Regions from separate parts of the Homo sapiens genome. Here all the other regions are linked to region 3. A link is a contact called in ENCODE Hi-C or POLR2A ChIA-PET data. All regions are on one chromosome and are shown on one strand. The core of a region is the stretch at or near the end of the contact, and the rest is flanking DNA. Distances in the headings are between cores, read along the strand shown.

What was found. Hi-C counts contacts between places; a loop is a spot of excess contacts on that map. ChIA-PET counts read pairs that join two places held with the same protein, here RNA polymerase II (POLR2A). Pooled maps may share reads with other maps.
Region 1: a map with no recorded cell type shows a loop between it and region 3 (17-fold over the local background). The contact joins the enhancer-like site here to the promoter of SMAD2 in region 3. A Hi-C loop is called at or near these places in 1 of 37 single-sample maps with no recorded cell type and 6 of 50 pooled maps. POLR2A ChIA-PET finds 5 or more read pairs at or near these places in 1 of 52 experiments (CD4-positive, alpha-beta T cell).
Region 2: POLR2A ChIA-PET joins it to region 3 with 14 read pairs in activated CD4-positive, alpha-beta T cell. The contact joins the enhancer-like site here to the promoter of SMAD2 in region 3. POLR2A ChIA-PET finds 5 or more read pairs at or near these places in 2 of 52 experiments (H1 and activated CD4-positive, alpha-beta T cell).

The regions. Positions count from the first base shown.
Region 1 is chr18:51,150,999-51,153,815 of GRCh38, forward strand. No RefSeq gene overlaps it. Among named protein-coding and RNA genes, the nearest start is that of MEX3C, 45 kb to the right of the region's middle. RefSeq lists enhancers at 804-963, 974-1,023. Within about 2 kb of position 1,338, at least 6 of the 41 ENCODE cell types and tissues checked have a DNase peak (open chromatin) inside an H3K27ac peak, as active enhancers do.
Region 2 is chr18:44,597,995-44,601,025 of GRCh38, forward strand. No RefSeq gene overlaps it. Among named protein-coding and RNA genes, the nearest start is that of LINC01601, 68 kb to the left of the region's middle. Within about 2 kb of position 1,522, at least 5 of the 41 ENCODE cell types and tissues checked have a DNase peak (open chromatin) inside an H3K27ac peak, as active enhancers do.
Region 3 is chr18:47,929,241-47,932,140 of GRCh38, forward strand. It overlaps SMAD2 (SMAD family member 2), which reads right to left and starts at 1,419. Exons shown (of 11, transcript NM_005901.6): 1 at 1,121-1,419. RefSeq lists silencers at 848-1,377, 1,408-2,337.

The DNA of each region.
Region 1 (2,817 bases), core at 88-2,587, 3.2 Mb after region 3:
GCCTGCCACCATGGCTGGCTAATTTTTATATTTTTAGTAGAGACGGGTTTTTGCCATGTTGGCCAGGCTGGTCCCAAACCCCTGACCTCAGTTGATCAACCCATCTCTGCCTCCCAAAGTGCTGGTATTGCCTGGCCTGGAAATCAGACCTTTAAAGAGGTAATTAAGGTTAAGTGAGGTCATAAAGGTCTGGCCCCCCTCCTATGGTGGCACAGTGTCCTTACAATAAGAGGAGGAGGAGATGCCACGTATGCACGGTCACAGAGCAAAGCCCATGTGAAGGCACTGCAGAAGGTGAGCACTGCTGATGGCAGGCACTGGAGAAGGCAGGCACTGGAGAAGGCAGGCACTGCAGAAGGCGGGCACTGGAGAAGGTGGGCACTGCAGAAGGCAGGCACTGCAGAAGCTGGGCACTGCAGAAGGTGGGCACCATGTGAAGGCACTGCAGAAGGCGGCCAGCTGCGAGCTGAGGAGAGGAGCAGCAAGAGAAACCAGCCCTGCAACACCTCCATTTTGGACTTCCAGCCTCTAGAACTGTGAGAAAATGAATGTCTGTTGTTGACACTGCCCAGTGTGGTATTTTATTACGGCGGTCCTAGCACACAAGTACACTTGGGGTGGGGTCAGACACTCAGTTGACAGGAAGGTGATGGTGAAAGTTTCCGTCCTCCCTGGAAACACCCCACCCACATGGTCCTGAGGTGTCTGGCTTTCAGAAAGTGACTCTCCCCAGTGCTTCATTTGCTCCGTTTGTTTCTAAATGTGTCTGGGTCTGTTTCCAGCCTTATTTTGTCTTCCTTTACCAACCACCTCCTTCCAAATAAGAAGATTCTCGCAGGTCCAGTCTCAGAGGGCAGAAAACCCAGATCTCTGGAGTTTCTGTCCCGAGAGGACCTGGCACCTGACTTCCTGACTCAACTGCTGGAGGGACGCGGAGGACTGTTGATTGGACTTGCTCCTTCGTCGTGTCCCCACACCGCGGGTGGCAGGACTAGAGCCTTGCCGCATTATGGGCTTCTTTATTGGCTGGCATAAATTTGGCCACTTCTGGCTGTATACCTCTTGCACAGCTGTGCTTCTTGTTTTGCTCCTGTGGTCAGTGTGGTTTCTGAGATGTCTGAGGAACAACCTGAGGAAAGCTGTGGCCCTCCTGACCATGACAGCCCAGACCTAATCACTGGGACCCCCCAATCCACTGGCAAGGAACAGTCAGTGAGCGCTTGAAGTGTCATACACTCCCCTGCCCCCAAGGCAGTGGAGCAGGTGAGGAGTCACTTTGTCACTCCCAGGGCGATGGCCTCACCTGTCTCCCGTGGCCTCCGGGGCTGTGTGGGCGTGTGTGGGTGTGTGTGTGCGCGCGTGTGTGTGTTGCTGGTAGTGAACATGCCCTCTGGTGGCCCCCGCAGACAGGCTTGCTGTTTCTTCCCTAGATGTTAGCCTCGCCTCTTATTTTTTATTTTTTTTTTTTTTACCTCTTCCGCGTCTGCTTAACCTCAGCTCCCAGTAAACACGCTAGGGACAACAGGCTTCCCTAGGGCCCCCTATCTTTGCTAGTCCTAAGCCCTGAAAGACCTCGCTTTAATTCTTCCAGCATGAGCCTTTGTTGTAGATAATTCTAGCTATCTGATTCAAACATGAGAGTAATGGTTTTTACATCGGAGTCAGGTACAAACCTCTGTTACACAAAGGAAACCAGAAATCGTATGATTCCCTAGGGATGACTGAAATTATTTTGTTTATCATATTACTTAAATAAGTACGAACATAATTTTTTATTTTTATTTTTTGAGAAGGTGTCTTGCTTTGTCGCCCAGGCTGGAGTGCAGTGGCGCGATCTCGGCTCACCGCAAACTGCGCCTCCTGGGTTCACGCCATTCTCCTGCCTCAGCCTCCCCAGTAGCTGGGATTACAGGCATGCACCCCAATGCCTGGCTAATTGTTTATATTTTTAGTAGAGACGGTGTTTCACCGTATTAGCCAGGATGGTCTCGATTTCCTGACCTCGTGATCCGCCCGCCTTGGCCTCCCAAAGTGCTGGGATTACAGGTGTGAGCCACCGCACCCAGCCATAAAATTATTTAACTTCTATATATTTTAATGGCTCTTAAGTAATTCTAAAACCAAAATCAGTGTACAAAGAAAACACCAAAAGTTCCTGAAAAACCACCCGAACTTGTTAGCACATTAATGTGACTTGCTATGTTGTTTTTCTGAACTCAAACACCATGAATGCTGCACTCAGTGATACCCAGGCTGTGTGGTCTGATGATGGGGCTCTTCCAAATCTTGCCTCTATTGGAAAAATTGCAACATTTCACTATACAGAACACTATTGTGGCGTTTACAAATGAAATCCTCTGCTCCGTCCTATAAAATTACTACTATTTGGCTCTGAGATCTCTAGACATACTTAGTTGTGAGAGTTGTGAGATGATCATCTGATGTCAGATGTGTTTACATTAATTTTTAAGACTTTAATTCAAATGAAAACTAAAAGTCTTGTAGAGAGGACCTACTGAATGTGTCTGGTATGAGTCTCAGGGTGTTTGGAAACTCCAGATCTAAAATTCTTGGATTTGAGACCCTGGTATTTCACTTAAGAAGCTCTTTACCTGCCTCTCCCTAGGCCTGGGTTTGACTCCAGCCACTCCCAATGCCCTGTGGGGCTGAGGTCCCCCAGACAGGCGCTGGGGACCTGGCTTGTTTTTGTTTTGCTTCTCCTGGGCAAGGCAGGTGCACACTACATGCTCAGTGCGAACTGAAACACAAAGTGCTGGGTGGCCGCTCAGCGGACGGTACTCCCTGCTCCCCTGTGGC
Region 2 (3,031 bases), core at 272-2,771, 3.3 Mb before region 3:
AAAGAGGGCCGGAAGGAAAGGAGTGACTATCCAGGCTCAGACTGTGTTCACATATGATGTTGGCCAAGGAGAAAAGGAAAAGATATAGAGAACAGTTTCTGGTCTTTAAAAAAATCTATCGTCCAGTTGAGACCAGGACATAGGACAACAGTGAGGAATGCAGGAGCAATGTTATTTCAAAGCCAAAATAAATCTATTCATTGGAACCCACCAAAGGAAAAAAAAAAGGAGGACTTCAAGGTTTCCCTTTTCATTACATATCTTTAAGACCTAATACTTAAACTCCTTCAAAGCAATTTACTAGGTATTTAAGATATATTTGAATGACAATGAGCTCCAAGGAAATTTAGCACTCATTTACATAATCAAGTAATCTTTTTGTGTTACTCGAAGGAACACAACTTAGAAGGAGTTCCAAGGTGTATGGAGTCACGGAGTGTTAACACTCACCAAGACTGCAGAACTTGCCATTTAGACATTGCAAACAGACAATTTATAAGCTACTTCTAGCCCTCAGGCATTTTTTTTTTGGCTCAAACACTGTTTGTTTTATTTTGTACATCTCATCAACAATTAAAAATAAAGAGATTTTACATAAAAATATCTATTTCTAAGTTCTCTGAAACAATCAGAAGGGTTCCCCGTTGTGGACCAGCATTCCAGAGTATCTGCCATCAGCTAAACCGACTCACAGGTGCCCCCTAGAAGAAAGCACCAAAGGCCTGGCTGCTTTAAGTATTCTGCTTTTTGTAGGCCCACAGCCGGGCAAATCTGCACATTTTACAGGCGAGGAACATCCTGGAAACCAGAGTGACAAGAGACTTGCTCAAAACTGATGGCTTACTAGAGGCCAAAATGGCCCCAACTTAATCTCTCAAACCAGATCTCCTGATTTATTGAACTAGGTCATTCTACAATGTGGTTCACCAAAAAAAAAAAGAAAAATAATTCTATCCCAGGTCTGTTGCTTATCTTTGAGTGACCTTTGGTAAGTCTGCCCAATTTTCCTCATCAACAAAGTTTTAGCATTGCCATGTGCCCTAATGACTTCATAGTGTTGCAGTTATAATAGAATATTATTTTCAAAAATACTCTCTAGAAAAAAAGGAAAACATAGTAATTTGTAGAAAAGCGAAGTTCGCCAGAAGCCCTACCTAATTTTAGGTTCTAGACCTAGTTCCTCCACCAGCTGGTTGTATGACCTTTCACATGTTTCTTAAACTCTGGTTTTCCAATTCAAATATTTTATTTTCCACGATCTTTGCAAGATTAATCTCATTCGTCACCTTGTAAAATGTTTTTCTTGAACTAAAATCTTTATGACTTGGGCCAAACCCAATGTGAATTAAACTAATAGAGAATAAAAATGGACTATTGGGTCAGGTCTACTTTATGCCCTGTCAGAAGCACACTGAGATATTGATAATGCATAGCCATTTGAAACCTCAGTGCCTCCCAGCTTGGCACAAAGAGCAGAGATACAGAGCGGAGCTCAGAGAGGAAAAGTAGAGATATAAATGACTGGAGAAGTGCTTCCAGGGAGCTGAGTCAGCCGAAACAGAGCCTCCTGCTGAGCTCAATGGATCTTTTCTCAGTTGCTTGTAGTGTTGGCTGGAGGCTGCTTGGCAATGCCTGCTGGGAAGACAATTTTTAGTCCATCGATTCATTGAAGCTGGGCAGTCTGCCCCAGCACTTAGGCACTCAGACAAAAATGCCCTTAATCACTGGCAAACCCAGAGATGTAGCAGGAGCCAGTGGCTCCATCAGCACCTCAGGTCTGACCAAAAGAGAAGGGTGGTCTAGAAAGCTCAAGGCGTCAGTCTCAGAATTCATAGGATCTATGGCTTGACTTTTAAAGCCAAAACTCTAAATAATCCCTGATCTTGAGGACAGAAACATTGTAACTCAAGAGCACTGCACTCTTTCTTTTGCCCTCAGTGAAACCAAGAGCAGCTAAGAAGCAGGTTTTTCGGGCTTTACTCACACTGTCCCCTCTGCCAATCTTCCTGATCAACTTAACCCAGGGTGTGCCTCCTCCGGGAAGTTTTCCCTGACCTCCCTCTTTATGTTAGAATCAGCTCCCTGCCCTGACCTTCTTCAGAACCTCCTTTGTTCACCACTATTATATCACCATCACGGCATACTTGTCTGTTTTTTTTTTCTCCATCTCCTCAATAAGATTGATCTCTTCAGACTGAAGACCCTTGTTAACTATTCATCTCTAGCATCTAACATAGTGCTTGGCATATGAAACACCCTTGAATTCTTAAATGTTTATGGAGGAAAAGAGGGAGGGAAGGAAGGGAAAAGGAAGGAAAGAAACTTAGGAGGGTAGGCTGAAGGGACTACTGTGATGAAAGTGAAAGCTGAGGGAGTAAAATGGGACACCTAAGTGGGCTATCAAGGTCCCCAAAAACTGTGCTAACAGCAGACGCAGGTGTCTGAATAGTCAATACAGTTAAAGGAAAAAAATAATCCTGGAACTGAGAAACGAAAGGAGGATCAGGTGAGATCACTAATGTATAAGTAATTTGAAAATTTGAAGTGTCCATAAATACAAAGGATTATTACAATTTCCATGTATTATTGTATTATCACAATCACTATGAAGGAATTAGGACCACTTTCTCTCATCAATTCATGGTTTCTTTCCCTGTCCCAAACCTGAGATTGTATGACTCAAATAGGAAAACATTGAAAAGGATTATCTGTTCCCTGTTTATGAACATGTCTTTATCTTGTAAGTAAAATATCTTCATGAACTGAAAATTCCTGCAACACAGAAATTATATCACATTTAAAAAATAATGATGATGATGCGTTAGACAGACCATTGATGGTCCTCAAAACATTCACTCATGTTGGACTCTTAGGAGAACTTCTGACAGGCCAATCAGCTAGGGCAACCCCAATTTAGATGATCAAACTAAAAATCATTGAGATTAAGTGACTTGATCAAGATTGAGCTTGGTAAGCATCTCAAAGGATCTAAGAACAAAGTAAACGTCCAAAAATATTTACAGAAATGGAG
Region 3 (2,900 bases), core at 169-2,668:
AACTTTTTAAAGGGTGTTAAAGTAGAATAGCAAATTTTCAGCATAATAAGAGCAAATTTATTACTAGGCTCAAGGAAAACATCCTATCAGCGATTCATTCATACGAAACTATCAGGTTCAATTCATATGAAGTCAGAAGAGAGAAAAAGAATTTTGGAAATTAAATCACATTTCAAAGACCATTTCTAAAAAGATGTAATTATTCCAAGTTATTTATTTATTAACAATTATTTTACACATGTCGTTTTAAAAGTTTCACAAACCCAAATTTAAGATAGTCCAAATTGCAACAAACAAGACATGACTTTGATGGAAAATGCTGCTTGCAAATTCGTTTTACCTGGAAATTTCTTTTTTAAAGGTATGGTTGACAACACACTGGTGGTATTTTGCTTTTAAAGGGTCAAGAGAAAGGAATAACAAAACCAACCCAGGCATTCTTTTTCTGTTTAGGATCAAAAGGACATTTTAAGGATAAGTAAAAGACAAAAGTACCTGACCCAAAGACAATATCCCCCTCCAAGAGAACAAAGTAAGTTGCAATTTTAAAAACCAAGTTTGAAATACGAGAAATCACTTCGAGGGCTTTCCAAAGGCGTGTGATAAAAACTAATAGGCTCCACCCGCAGAACAACTTTCACAAGTGAGTGAAGGATGATCACAGAGTTATCAGCTGTGTGCGTGTTTGTGAGTACACACAAGCCATGGAAAACCCGAGACTACCACTGTTAACAAAGGTTACGAGACCAAAAAAAAAAAGTGGAGGCAAAGTATTACGCGTCCCTAACAAGGCTTCCCCACAACTCCTGAAACAAGAGCTCTGGCCCTTCGGCTTTAAAAATCAGAACCACAAACTATGGAGTGTGAGAGCAGCGAGGGGAAGGGACGCAGGCAGCCCCCGCCCCCGTCAGCCTGGGCGGCAGCGCAGTGCAACCGAGCCCCGTCCCTTCCCGGCTCTCCGGCCCCGAACCCGCACGCCCGGGCCGGCGCACCCACAGCCCCCGAACTCACCACACCCCAGCCCCCACCCGCAGCGGCCATGTGACACGGCCCATCGCCCCGGCCGCGGACGCACGCAAACACTTCCCTAGCTGGAGGCCCGCGGGCGCCCAGGCTTTACCTGCAAGGTGGCGCCAGGTCCCGCCCCGTCAGATCCGGGGGGTCCGGGACCTTTTGTTCCTTCCTCTTCCGATGGGATGGAGGGGGCTGGGAGGGGAAGAGGGGAATGGGCGATTGGAGGCGGAACTGAAAACACTCCCGGCCGCCGTCTTCCCGCCCCGCCCCCAGGCCCGGGCCCGGCCGGCGGCCCGGGCGCGCGGGAGGGTAGGGGAAGAGAGGGGAGGGGAGGGGAGGAGAGGGAAGGGGAGGGGAGGGAGCCTGGCCGCCGCCCGCGGGGAAGGAGGGGGTGAGGACGCGCGCGCCCGCGCTGCCCCTCCTCCCCTCAGGCGCGCGCCCGCAGCCCTACCGGCCGCCCGCACGGCCGCGCCCTCCCCCGCCAGCCCACCTCCGCTTCCGCCCTCCGCCCTCGGCCGCCGGCCGCCGCGGCGCCACGCACCCACCTCCCGGCGGCTGGCGGGCTGCTGGCTGGCGAGCTGCTTCTCCGCCGCCGCGGCCGCGCGGGTAGACCCGCCTGCCACCCTGGGCCGCGGGCCCCGCCGATTCGCCGGCGCAGCCCCGGGGCTGGCACCCTGCCGCCCGCTGATTGGCGCCTCCAGCCGCCCGTTAGGGCGCGAGGCACGCCGGCCGAAAGCCGCGCGGGGCGGGTATGGAAGACGGAGGGAGCGGAGGAGGAAAGGAACGAGGCCGAGCACCGCGGGAAGGGCCGGGGGGCGAGCGGGGCGCGGGGAGTCGCCGGCCACCGCCTCCCCACCTCCCTTTGCCTACGGCCCGCCCCGCCTCCCGGCCGGACCGGCGGCGCCCGCAGCCAATCAGCACGAGGGAAGCTCGGGGTGTGAGCCGCGCATCGGGGGCCTCGAATCGGAAGGGAGACGTCGCTCGCTGATTGGTCCCGCCTCCCCAGTCTAGCGTGAGGCGAGGCGGGGCGCGGCCGGGCGGGGCGGGACGCCCGCGGTTTCGCTTGAGTTGGGCGCCGGCGCGCTCCCACCGGGGCTCACGGGCGGAGAGGGAGAGGCCCGCGCCTTGCCGCGCATTAAGACGATTCCCGGTGACCGCCCGATCCCTCGCCAGCGTCGTGGGTGGGGCCTGTAGGGGCCTGCCGCCTCGTCCACCGTCCGTCGTGAGGCCGGCAGCGGACACGTGCTCATCCCACGGGGAGGCCCCGCGCAGCGCGGAGGACGCGCCTGAGAGAGAAAAGGGGTTCGGGAGAAGCCCGAGGACCCGGCCCGTGACTGGGCGCGCCCTATGCAAATGAGCGGGCGGGGCCCTCGTGTTGCTGAACGAGGGCGGGTTCGCGATGTAAATAAGCCCAGAGGTGGGGTCTTTGGAGAGCACTTAGGGCCCGGGTAGGGGATGCCAGGTATAAGTGTTTAACCTAAATTTTGGTTCCGTCTTCAGTAAAAATGATATCAATAATCCATGTCCCGAAGGGTCTTTGTGAAGTCTAAAAGAAACATCTGTCACGATGTCCCTTAATGGCTGGGATATCTTCCCTTCCCCTTTTCTCCACTGTTGCGACGATTAGGCCCCAACTTGCACATCTGCCCTACAGGAGGCAGCAAGGCCCTAAACTTACGGCTGCCCAGAACATAACTGCACCCAGGGAAAACCTTGTTGCGGTTACCCTTAGGAACACCCAAGCCTCTGCTGACAAAATATTGAGCCCAACTAATCACATCAGGTGTTTACTATGCACCCACTGTGACACAGGCAGGGAGTACCGTAGAACTAAAGTTGAAAAGAAACTTAGGTTTCACACAGGTGCCAGAGACAAGACTAGAACA